Regions from separate parts of the Homo sapiens genome. Here region 1 is linked to region 2. A link is an interaction called in ENCODE POLR2A ChIA-PET data of the cell type or tissue named here. Cell type or tissue: Panc1. All regions are shown on one strand. Each heading gives the region's core, and the rest is flanking DNA. Links, peaks and the distances in the headings are about the cores only.

Region 1 (5,381 bases), core at 212-5,211, 53 kb after region 2:
GGTGTGAGCCACTACACCCAGCCTGTTTTTCTTTTTAATACTTCCTCACCCTTTCCTTTGCTTTCTGCTTTCATTTTATGTGTCCTGTTTTGTTTTATCAGATGCTCTGGTTATTTGGAAAACATATTTTTCTCTCCATTTTCCCTGCATGTACTTTAAAGATTTTCAAAAACATTTTTACAAATATTATTCTAATCTTGAAAATTAAGAATAAATGTATATCCTTTTATTCTCCTCATGTAAAATGAGGAAATTAATACACTTTTACTCTTTCTCAATCTGCTTGCTACTTACTGGTGTCCAGCAATATGGCTTGTGACTTAAACTCTGATTCTTGCTAATTCTTTTTTCTTTTTTGAGAGGGAGTCTCGCTCTGTCGCCCAGGCTGAAATGCAGTGGCACAATATCGGCTCACTGCAACCTCCACCTCCCAGGTTCAAGCGATTCTCCTGCCTCCGCCTCCCGAGTAGCTGGAATTACAGGTGCCCACCACCACACCCAGCTGATTTTTGTATTTTAGTAGAGACGCGGTTTCACCATGTTGGCCAGACTGGTCTCGAACTCCTGACCTCAGGTGATCCTACCACCTCGGCCTCCCAAAGTTCTGGGATTACAGGTGTGAGCCACAGGGCCCAGCCTGATTATTGCTAATTAATTGTATTTTCATTTTATTTTTTCTTGAAATAATTATTTTTTAAGCTTACAGTAAATTTTATTATTATATTTCAATTATTTAGATCTAACAGTATGTTTAACCAGTTTTATTGGTTTACCATCAAGAATTCTAAGTCACCATTCCAGAATTCTTAAAATTTTTATTCATCTTTTAGCCAGTCTTGAAGTAATTTACTTCAAGAAGAGAACATGATTCTTTACTTCAAGAAGAGAATATTAGGGACCTTTGTATATCTAGGGATATTTTTCTGGTGTCCTCACAGATGGCTAGCTGCTTAATTATGTTTATGCAATTCTGAGGCACAACCTTTTCTTTCCTCAAAAACTGAAGATTTTGCTTATTTGTAACTTCTAAGAAATATGAGATTCACTTGAATTGCTCTTTTATAGGCAATCTTTTTATTTTCCTTTGAGCAATACTTTTGCCTGAGAGTGTCTAGGCATATCTGTGTTTTTATACATTTTGCCTGGGTTGCAGAGAGCCCTTTTGGTCTACACAAAATCTATGTGGTAGATGCTACAGCTCTAGAGAAAGTTGGCATTTGTTGTGGCTATTTACCTGCTGTCCATGCCTGTTGTGACTGACATCCAGCAATGTTGATGGACACTGTTAGGAGCTACTCTTATTGTAACAATGAGGGTGCCATGCACCACTCCCAGTATTCTCTTTCTTCTCTCTTACGTCTACTTTCTGCCCAATGATCCTTTATTCTCTTGTTAGATACAGAAATATTGGGAAGACCAAGGAAGAGCTCAGGGCTCTGGCTGCCTTATAGTGATAGGCAGATAGGAAGGCAAACACTAACATTAAATTAAATTAAATTAAATTAAATTAAATTAAATTAAATTAAATTAAATTAAAATATAAAATAAAATAAGCCCTACAAGGAGTTGTCTGTTTGGTAGTAACCCTATGTAGCCAGGAAGCTCCATCTTGCCCAAGTTGGGGCAGGGGATGGAAGACTACCCCTTCCATGCACCACCACCTCCCTCGGTTTCCAGGCCCCACCACCCATGTGGGCCTTTGGTGGGTGGGATGGGAGGCTCAGTGAAGTGTCCAGGCCCTATGTTCCTCCTGCTGGCACTGATCAGTGCTGGGAGGGCCATCTCAGGGCTAGAACTGTTCTGTGAGCTCAGTGCTCTCAGCTCCTGCCCCCACCAGTCGTCCCATATGGATTGGCTGGGGTCATGGTAGGAAGCTTAGGGAACGCTTACATATGCTTCCAAATCTTTATTATCTTGCACCTCTACCCTGGCTTTTTAAAATGCAAGCACCAGGACGGGCACAGTGGCTCACATCTGTAATCTCAGCACTTTGGGAGGCCGAGGCAGGTGGATCATGAGGTCAGGAGTTCGAGACCAGCCTGGCCAACATGGTGAAACCCCGTCTCTACTAAAAATACAAAAATTAGCTGGGTGTGGTGGTGCGCACCTGCAATCCCAGCTACTCGGGAGGTTGAGGCAGAAGAATCGCTTGAACCTGGGAGGCAGAGGTTGCAGTGAGCCGAGATCATGCCACTGAACACCAGCCTGGATGACAGAGTGAGTCAGCTCCGTCTCAAAAATTTAAAAAAAAAAAAAATTCAAGCACCAAAAGTGTGACACCTGTTTTTTCTGGTTCTTCACTAACCGCATTCACTAAAGCTGCCAGTGACGCTGGTCCAGCTGCCTGGATGCAGGACGGGCTCCAGAAACCATTCAGTGAAGCCTGGTTGGGAGAGAAAACACAAAGGGATCCCCACACCCTGTCTCTGGGCCCTCCCAGGAGCAGACCCTGTAGGACAGCAGTTCTCAAAATGTGGTCCCCAGAACGGCAGCAACAACGGCACCTGGGATCTTACTAGAAATACAGAGTCTCAGGCCACCACAGACCTGCTTGTGTTAGGACCTCTGGGATAGGGGCCCAGAGATCTGTGTTCTAACAAGCCCTCCGGTGATCCCAGTGCCCACTCAAGTGTGCAAATTACTGCGCAGTTACCAGGTGTCCTCCCACACTTTCACGGGCTGTAGAAACTAGTCTAAGAGAGAACGGAGCGCAGAGCACTGACCCAGGGTCTTCATATTTCCTTGTGCTTGCTGTTTGTTGGGCTGGGTAGTGTAGACATTTTGCCTTACTCCCTACCTTCAGGAGCCATTTCACAAGAATATGATGGTGTCACGGTCTGTGGGCCAGGTGCCTTTTAAATTGGAAGCTCTCTTTTAAGACTCAAGGCAGCTTTATAGGATAGATAATTGTATCCCATTGCTATGGCTTGAATATTTGGCCTCCCTAAAACTCATGTTGAAATTTAATCTTCAGTGTGGCAGTACTGGGAGATGAGGCCTGCAAAAGGTGATTGGGTCATGAGGTCCCTAGCCCCACGAATCCACTAATCCATTCATTCATGGATAAATGGATTAACGGATTAATGGGTGATCATGGGAGTGGGATTGGTGGCTTTATAAGAGGAGGAAGAGAGACCTGAGCCAGCGCACTCAGCCCCAGCACCACTTGATGCTCTGTGCTGCCTCAGAACTCTGCAGGGAGTCCCCACCAGCAAGAAGACCCTCACCAGATGCAGCCCCTTGACCCTGGACTTCTCAGTCTCCAAAACTGTAAGAAATAAATTCCTTTTCTTTATAAATTACCCAGTTTCAGGTATTCTGAAGCACCAAAAAACAGACTAAAACACTAGTTTTTCAGCTGATGAAACTAAGTCTCACAGAAGTTAGCTGCTCTTTCTAAGTCAAAGTCTAACTCCCTGCTGCCTTCTGCAATGCCATACTGCCTCACAGTGGCACTGCCATCTCAGCCTGGCACCAGATCACCTGGGTTTGCAACTCAGCCCTGGCACCAGCCCTGAGGCATGGCCACAGCTTTTCACTTCCCTGAGCCTCTGTTTCCTTACCTGCAAAATAGGGGTAAACCCAACCTGCCCAACCCACCTACCTCCCAGAGTCATTTGCAGGGCCAAGTGGGAAAAATGATCTTAATACAGTATTAATCTTTCCATTTCCCCAGGTGTGTGTGTGTTGGTGGAAAGCAGTGGTACAAGTGTGGGCAGAGGACAGTGACTCGAATAGTGAGGCAGAGGAGAGTCACCAAGGGTACATGTTGCTATGACATAGTGTCAACGTGGGGGCTTCTGAAGGGATGTCTTAGTGTTTTAGATATTTTGAGGGGAAAAACTCCTCTACTAAGACTCACTTCAGAGAAAAAGAGAAGCTGACCAGGTGTGGTGGCTCACACCTGTAATCCCAGCACTTTGGGAGGCCGAGGTTTGTGGACATCACCTGAGGTCAGGACTTCAAGACCAGCCTGGCCAATATGGTGAAACCCCATCTCTACTAAAAATACAAAAATTAGCCAGGCATGGTGGTGTGAGCCTGTAATCCCAGCTATTCAGGAGGCTGAGACAGGAGAATCATTTGAACCCGGGAGGCAGAGGTTGCAGTGAGCCAAGATTACACCACTACACTCCAGCCTGGACGACAGAGTGAGACTCCATCCAAAAAAAAAAAAGAAAGAGAGAGAGAGAGAGGGAAGAGACAGAGAGGGAGAGAGAGAGGGAAGGAAGGAAGGAGAAAAAAGGAAAGAAAGGAAGAAAGAAAAAGAAAGAAAGGAAGAAAAGAAAGAGAGAGAAAGAAAGAAAGAGAAAGAGAGAGAGAAAGAAAGAAGAAAGAAAGAAAGAAAGAAAGAAAGAAAGAAAGAAAGAAAGAAAGAAAGAAAAGAAAGAAAGAAAGAAAGAAAGAAAGAAAGAAAGAAAAGAAAGAAGGAAAGAGAAAGAGAGAGAAGCTGGGTGCAATGATGCACATCTATAGTCCCAGCTTCTCAGGAGGCTGAGCTGGGAGGATCACCTGAGCACAAGAGTTCAAGACTGTATTGTGCTATGATCTCACCTATGGCTAGGCACTGTACTTCAGCCTAGGCAATACAGCAAGACCCTGTCCCTAAAAAAGAAAAATAAAATAAGAGAAAAGAGTTCACAGCACTGGATCATACAGGGGTAAATGCCAAAACTCATATAATGTCCCCTGGCTTCTAGATGCCATTGATGCTCCATCTCTCTTTCTTGGGAGATCTTGCACTCTCTTGCATGCTAGGAGGGCTTCTGTGTGAGACACAACTTTGGTCATTCACTGGTAGCAATCCAAAGGAGAGAGGACATTCTTTCCCTCACATCCTTCCCCCAGGAAGAGGCCATGATTGGCCCAATTTAGTGTAGTGCCCACCTCTTCAATAATCATTGTGGCCAGAGTGACATCATCACAAGAGCTAGATTTGAGGCTTGGAAAAAAGAGCCCTCTGATGGGTCATTTGTGTAAAGTTGGTACTTGTTGCAAAAGACCCAGAGAATGCCATTTCCTCAGAACATTCCAGAGGATGTCAGCCTGGGGGCTGTTTGCTGAACAGGCCCCCAAGTTTCCCCTCACGTTCTCAACTTTGTCTTATTGAAATTCCAGCATACCTACCTGACATGGTGTATTAGTCCGTTTTCATGCTGCTGACAAAGACATACCCAAGACTGGGAAGAAAAAGAGGTTTAATTGGACTTACAGTTCCACATGGCTGGGGAGGCCTCAGAATCATGGTAGGAGGCCAAAGGCACTTCTTACATGGCAGCAGCAAGAGAAAAATGAGGAAGAAACAAAAGTGGAAACCCCTAATAAATCTATCAGATCTCGTGAGACTTATTCACTATCATGAGAATAGCATGGGAAAGACC
Region 2 (5,381 bases), core at 210-5,209:
CACTTGTTTGCTATTTCCATTATTTATCATTCTTTGTGCATTAGGGTAGTTTTCCCTTTACTTGCAGTACTGTACTTGCTTTTGAGGTTTCTTTAGTAAGAGTGTGGTGGGGGTTAAGTCGTCTTAGTTTTGTATATCTGAAAATGTCTTTATTTCATCCTTTTAAATTTTTTTAAATTATGAAGTAATTTTTCAGACACATTAAGAATAGAGAAAATAGTGTGATAACTCCATATGTATTCATTGCCCACTTTGATGATGGTCAATACATGACCATCTTGTTCCACTTATAGTACCATCCACTCCTATCCTTCGTTTTTGTTGGGCAAATTCCAAACTTCATATAATTTCATCTCTAACCATTTCAATTTGTATTTCTAAAAGATAAGGACAACCTAAGAAGCCCATAATCACAATGTTACTATCATATCTAAAAATAATTAATAATATTTCTTTAATATAATCAAATATCCTGTCAATATTCACATTTTTCCAGTTGTGATGGATTTTTTTTAAGTTTACTTAACCAGAGATTAAATAAGTTACATACAGTATATCTGATTGATACGGCTCTAAAACCTTTTCGTTGTTGTTTTCTTTCTTTTTTCTTTTTTTTTTTTTTTTTTTTGGCTTTTTGTTTTTTGTTTTTTCTGGGGTTTTTTGTTTGTTTGTTTTTGTTGTTTTTCTTGTTTTTGTCGTTGTTGTCGTTGCAAGACAGAGTTTTGCTTTGTTGCCCAGGCTGGAATGCAGTGGTGCAATCTTCGTTCACTGCAACCTCCACCTCCCAGGTTCAAGTGATTCTCTTGCCTCAGCTTCTTGAGTAGCTGAGATTACAGGCATGTACCACCACACCCGGCTAATTTTTGTATCTTTAGTAGAAATGGTTTTTCATCATATTGCCCAGGCTGGTCTCAAACTCCTGGCCTCAAGTGATCTGCCCGCCCCGGTCTCCAAAAGTGTTGGGATTACAGGCATGAGCCACAGCACCCGGCCAAGGCTTTTTAAATGTGCAGCTTCACTCTCAATTTCTTCTTTTTCTCCTTTCATTTTGTTGTTGTTGTTGTAGAAAGTGGGTTATTTTTCCTGCAGAATTTCCTACAGACTGGAGTTCCTGATTGCATCCATGTGGTGTCAATTAACAGATTACTCAGCCTCTCTCTTCCCTTTGTAACTCGGTAGATCTAGAGCCTTAAGTATATTCAGGGTTCAGGTTTTTTAAAGCAGATTGCTTCAAATGTGGGGTTGTCTACTATCAAGAGTACATGTCTGGGTGTCTTTTTCTTATGTATCAGCTATGAATGATCATTGCCAACACTGGGTAAATCCAACTCTGCCTACACTTCTGCAGATAAACCAGTCTGGATAAAAAATGTGCTTACCTTGTTGACTGGTCACACTTCAAATTCATGACCACTAATCCAACTGCACTTTCAATACAAATAAGAGAGTATTTGCATATTTCAATGACCCCATCTACCTTCTTATCAGAATCAGTGGCCATACACTCTGCCTTCCCCCAACTACCATGAATTTTTTATGTTCCCAGCAGAGGTCCATCCGTCCTCTTACACTACATCCCATTCCCCTTGCTTTTTTCACTCACTACAGAAATTCTCCTCTTTTTCTTATGCACCATCATTTTTTCTGTTTTCTGGTCTTTTCATTCTGTACAAGTATACTGTTATTTGTCTGACCTTAAAGAATTATTTTGACTTCATTCTCCTCTGCGATCTTCTCAATTCTCTGCTTCCATTTACAGCAAATTTTTTTAAGAAAAGAATTTTTATGGATATAAAATATTTGTACGTACTTATGGGGTACATGTGTGACATTTCTATCACCTCAAGTATTTATCATTTTTATGTGGTGGGAATATTTGAAGTCCTCTCTTCTAGCTATTTTGAAATATACAATACACTGTTGTTAACTATAGTTGCCCTACTCTGCTATCAAACATTAGATCTTATTTCTTCTATACAGCTGTATGTTTCTACCCACTTAGATAAAAGAGAAGCAACAAATGGTGAGTCGATCACTCTAATTTTCTCCTTTTGAGGCATGCGTGTTTTCACAAGTTGTACAGGACAAGAGGTACAGCCCATCAGAATATTTTCGTTCAAAACCTAAATAGCTAATCAGAGCCTTTAGGAGATAAAAATCAGAGCTCAGAGTATTTCCAAGGTAGAGGTACTATCTAAACATTCCAGGATTTCAGTTAGAACCCCTAAAGTGCTACTCCTAGGAATAAGTATATGGGTCCCTTCACCCCACCCACCCACTTTCCCAGCCTCTAGTAACCGTCATTATACTCTCTACCTCCATGAGATCAAATTTCTTAGCTCCCACAGATGAGAGAGAACATGTGATATTTATCTTTCTGTGCCTGGCTTATCATCTCTGGGTTTGTTATATCTTCTATTTTTCTCTTTTTACCAGTTTCTTTCTTTTTTTTTTTTTTTTTTTTGGTGCAGTGGTGAGATCTTGGCTCACTGCAACTTCTGCCTCCCAGGTTCAAGCGATTCTCCCACCTCAACCTCCCAAGTAGCTGGGATTACAGGCACATGCCACCACGCCCGGCTAATATTTGTATTTTTTTTTTTTTTTTTTTTTTTTTTTTTTGGTAGAGACAGGGTTTCACCATGTTGGCCAGGCTGGTCTTGAACTCCTAGCCTCAAGTGATCCACCTGCCTGGGCCTCCCAAATTGCTGGGATTACAGGAGGGAGCCACTGCACCCAGCTGATTTTCTATTTTTATCTTCTCTCATGGTGTACTTGAATATTTTGAATGTTAAACATTGAAAATGAAAATTTTTCATTTCAGGATATGGATGATTTTCTCTCCCTCCAGAGAATTTTCTTTAGCTTCTGGAAAGCAATTAGAGTAGCAGATTATTTAAATCCAATCTGGGATAGAGTTAATTCAAAACTGAATTTTAGGATTTATATTTCTGACCCATATACTTATTCCTAGGAGTAGCGCTTTAGGGGTTCTAACTGAAATCCTGAAATGTTTAGAAGGTACCTCTACCTTGGAAATACTCTGAGCTCTGATTTTTATCTCCTAAAGGCTCTGATTAGCTATTTAGGTTTTGAACAAAAATATTCTGATGGGCTGTACCTCTTATCCTGTACAACTTGTGAAAAGACGCATGCCGCAAGAGGAGAAAATTGGAGTGATCGACTCACCATTTGTTGCTTCTCTTTTATCTAAATTCTTGGCTTTTCAAGTTCTGGCTGTGTTGGAAGTCCTCAACACTAATTTTAATCTCACCAGCCCTGAATGACTATTAAAGTCACAAACAATCTTCTTTGTCTCTTAGAAGTTACTTTCTGTTTGGTTTTTAACTTCTTTGTTCAAACTACTTGACAACTGATAAATTTCTCAGGAAGAGAAGCAGCTTTAATGTTCAGTGCATTGATCGAGTCTTCTTTCTCTTGGATAACCAGAGCCTTCAAGTCCTGGTCACTTTGGTAGCTTTCTGTTGCTTCGAAGCAGATAATTTTCTGATTTTTATTCATATTTTTATATGTTTTATTGGGATAATTAGTCTGCAACAAAAATATTCCAAAGCCAGAAACAGACATATTGGCAGTAATGTTGAGCTATAGGACCTCTTGTTACTGTTGGTAAGAAAACAATAGTCAAGCCAAGAACACATAGAATCTGTGTCCCAGGTAGCCTATTTTTTGGAATATATATATACTCCAAAAAATATTCGCACAGATACATAAGGAAATATATATAATGATGTTCCTTATAGTATTGTTTGTGATGGTAAGGAGTGGGAGGCAATATGAGGGTCGGGAAGGTGTCCGTGGTGGAGTGGATAGGCAAAATACCGTGGCTGCACATTATAGAGTAAATGCAGCTCAGATGTTATAATTCTAACTGTGCATAGAGCAATGTGGATATGAGTTGGAGTTCCACTGTAAATTTCTTTAAAGTTACATTGTTGGATTGCATGAAATAAAGGCTCTCATGCTCTTCTATGTAATTCCCAAAGAAGCCGGTTGGTTCACATAAACTGCTTTAATTTAGTTTGAAACAGGGTAAAGAATAATAAAAGATTTAAAAAATACTTAAATAGAAAAATGAACCTAAGAAACCACTCTACTAGAAATTGAGTTTTAATATAAAATTGAAAATAATGGTAAATAAATGATGCTCCTAGTGAAAAGCAGTAATTATTTAATCCAGTAATATTGAGGCCAAAGAAAAGAGAGCACTGAAGCTTATCTGGTGCTGGTCAGAACTCTTGTAAAATACAAGTTACAAAAACAATAAAATATTACCTCACACTTAGTTAAATATATAGACATATGTATTCTCTATGATGCATCAACCCCTTTTCTGGGCATGAATACCAAAGAAACTACCTCACAGATCCATAAGGGGACATATACGAGTCTGCTGTCATGGTGTGGTTATAGTGACAATGTGGAAACAATCTGGTTGTTTATCAAACACATGGTCTTCTATGATTTTCTGCTCCTTTTCACATTGTTCCCTTTGCCCTCTTTTCTTCCTGGAAAGTTAAGATCACTCTTCAGGAGCCTACTGAAAAACCACCTGCGTGCGGGGGAATATAAGAGATTCCTGTAGAGAAGGTTGAATAAATGTCAGTCAGAAGAAAGCAACGAGAGGCAGGAGTGACGGCACAGTGAACTCAGCACCACGGACAGCTCACAACACTCTGGGTATATTTATGCGATATACACAAGTTACTGGACCAGCCTGCCCAACATGGTGAAACTCTGTCTCTACTAAAAATACAAAAAAATTAGCCGGGCGTGGTGGCAGACGCCTGTAGTCCCAGCTACTCGGGAGGCTGAGGCAGGAGAATGGCGTGAACCTGGGAGGCGGAGGTTGCAGTGAGCCAAGATCGCGCCACTGCACTCCAGCCTGGGCGACAGAGCAAGAGTCCGTCTCCAAAAATAAATAAATAAATAAATAACAAAAAAATTCAAAAAGTAGTCGGATGTGGTGGCGCACATCTGTAATCCCAACTACTCGGGAGGCTGAGGCAAGAGAATTGCTTGAACCCGGGAGGCAGAAGTTGCTGTGAGCCAAAATTGCTCCACTGCACTACAACCTGGGCGACAGAGTCAGACTTCGTCTGAAAAAAAAAAAAAAATTATTGGAATGTTTTAATATCAGAATTTCTTGGGACCATTTGGAATTCCAGAATCTCTTTCACATCAGCTGTCATGTGAGTGTGGGCATACAGCTGTCAATTATTCTTTCTCTTTAGTACCAATATAACGTACAGTAGCTACTAATCACCCTAAATCAAGTAAATTCTTGCTCTGGTATGTGTTAGAACAAAGGTTGAATTTTTCTTTTTTTTATGCTTTAAGTTTTAGGGTACATGTTCACAACG

What was found. ChIA-PET counts read pairs that join two places held together with the same protein. Peaks named below come from ENCODE experiments on the same cell type or tissue, not always from the same donor. Only the 100,000 strongest peaks of a DNase experiment are listed, where the experiment ranks them.
Region 1: POLR2A ChIA-PET joins it to region 2 with 5 read pairs; 3 of 35 experiments call an interaction of 5 or more read pairs at or near these places.

Annotation. Positions count from the first base shown.
Region 1 is chr1:153,500,879-153,506,259 of GRCh38, forward strand. No RefSeq gene overlaps it. Among named protein-coding and RNA genes, the nearest start is that of S100A6, 32 kb to the right of the region's middle. In Panc1, for the core only: no CTCF peak of the experiment used is centred there; no DNase peak of the experiment used is centred there; H3K27ac peaks cover 1,791 bases.
Region 2 is chr1:153,447,934-153,453,314 of GRCh38, forward strand. No RefSeq gene overlaps it. Among named protein-coding and RNA genes, the nearest start is that of S100A7, 10 kb to the right of the region's middle. In Panc1, for the core only: no CTCF peak of the experiment used is centred there; no DNase peak of the experiment used is centred there; H3K27me3 peaks cover 195 bases.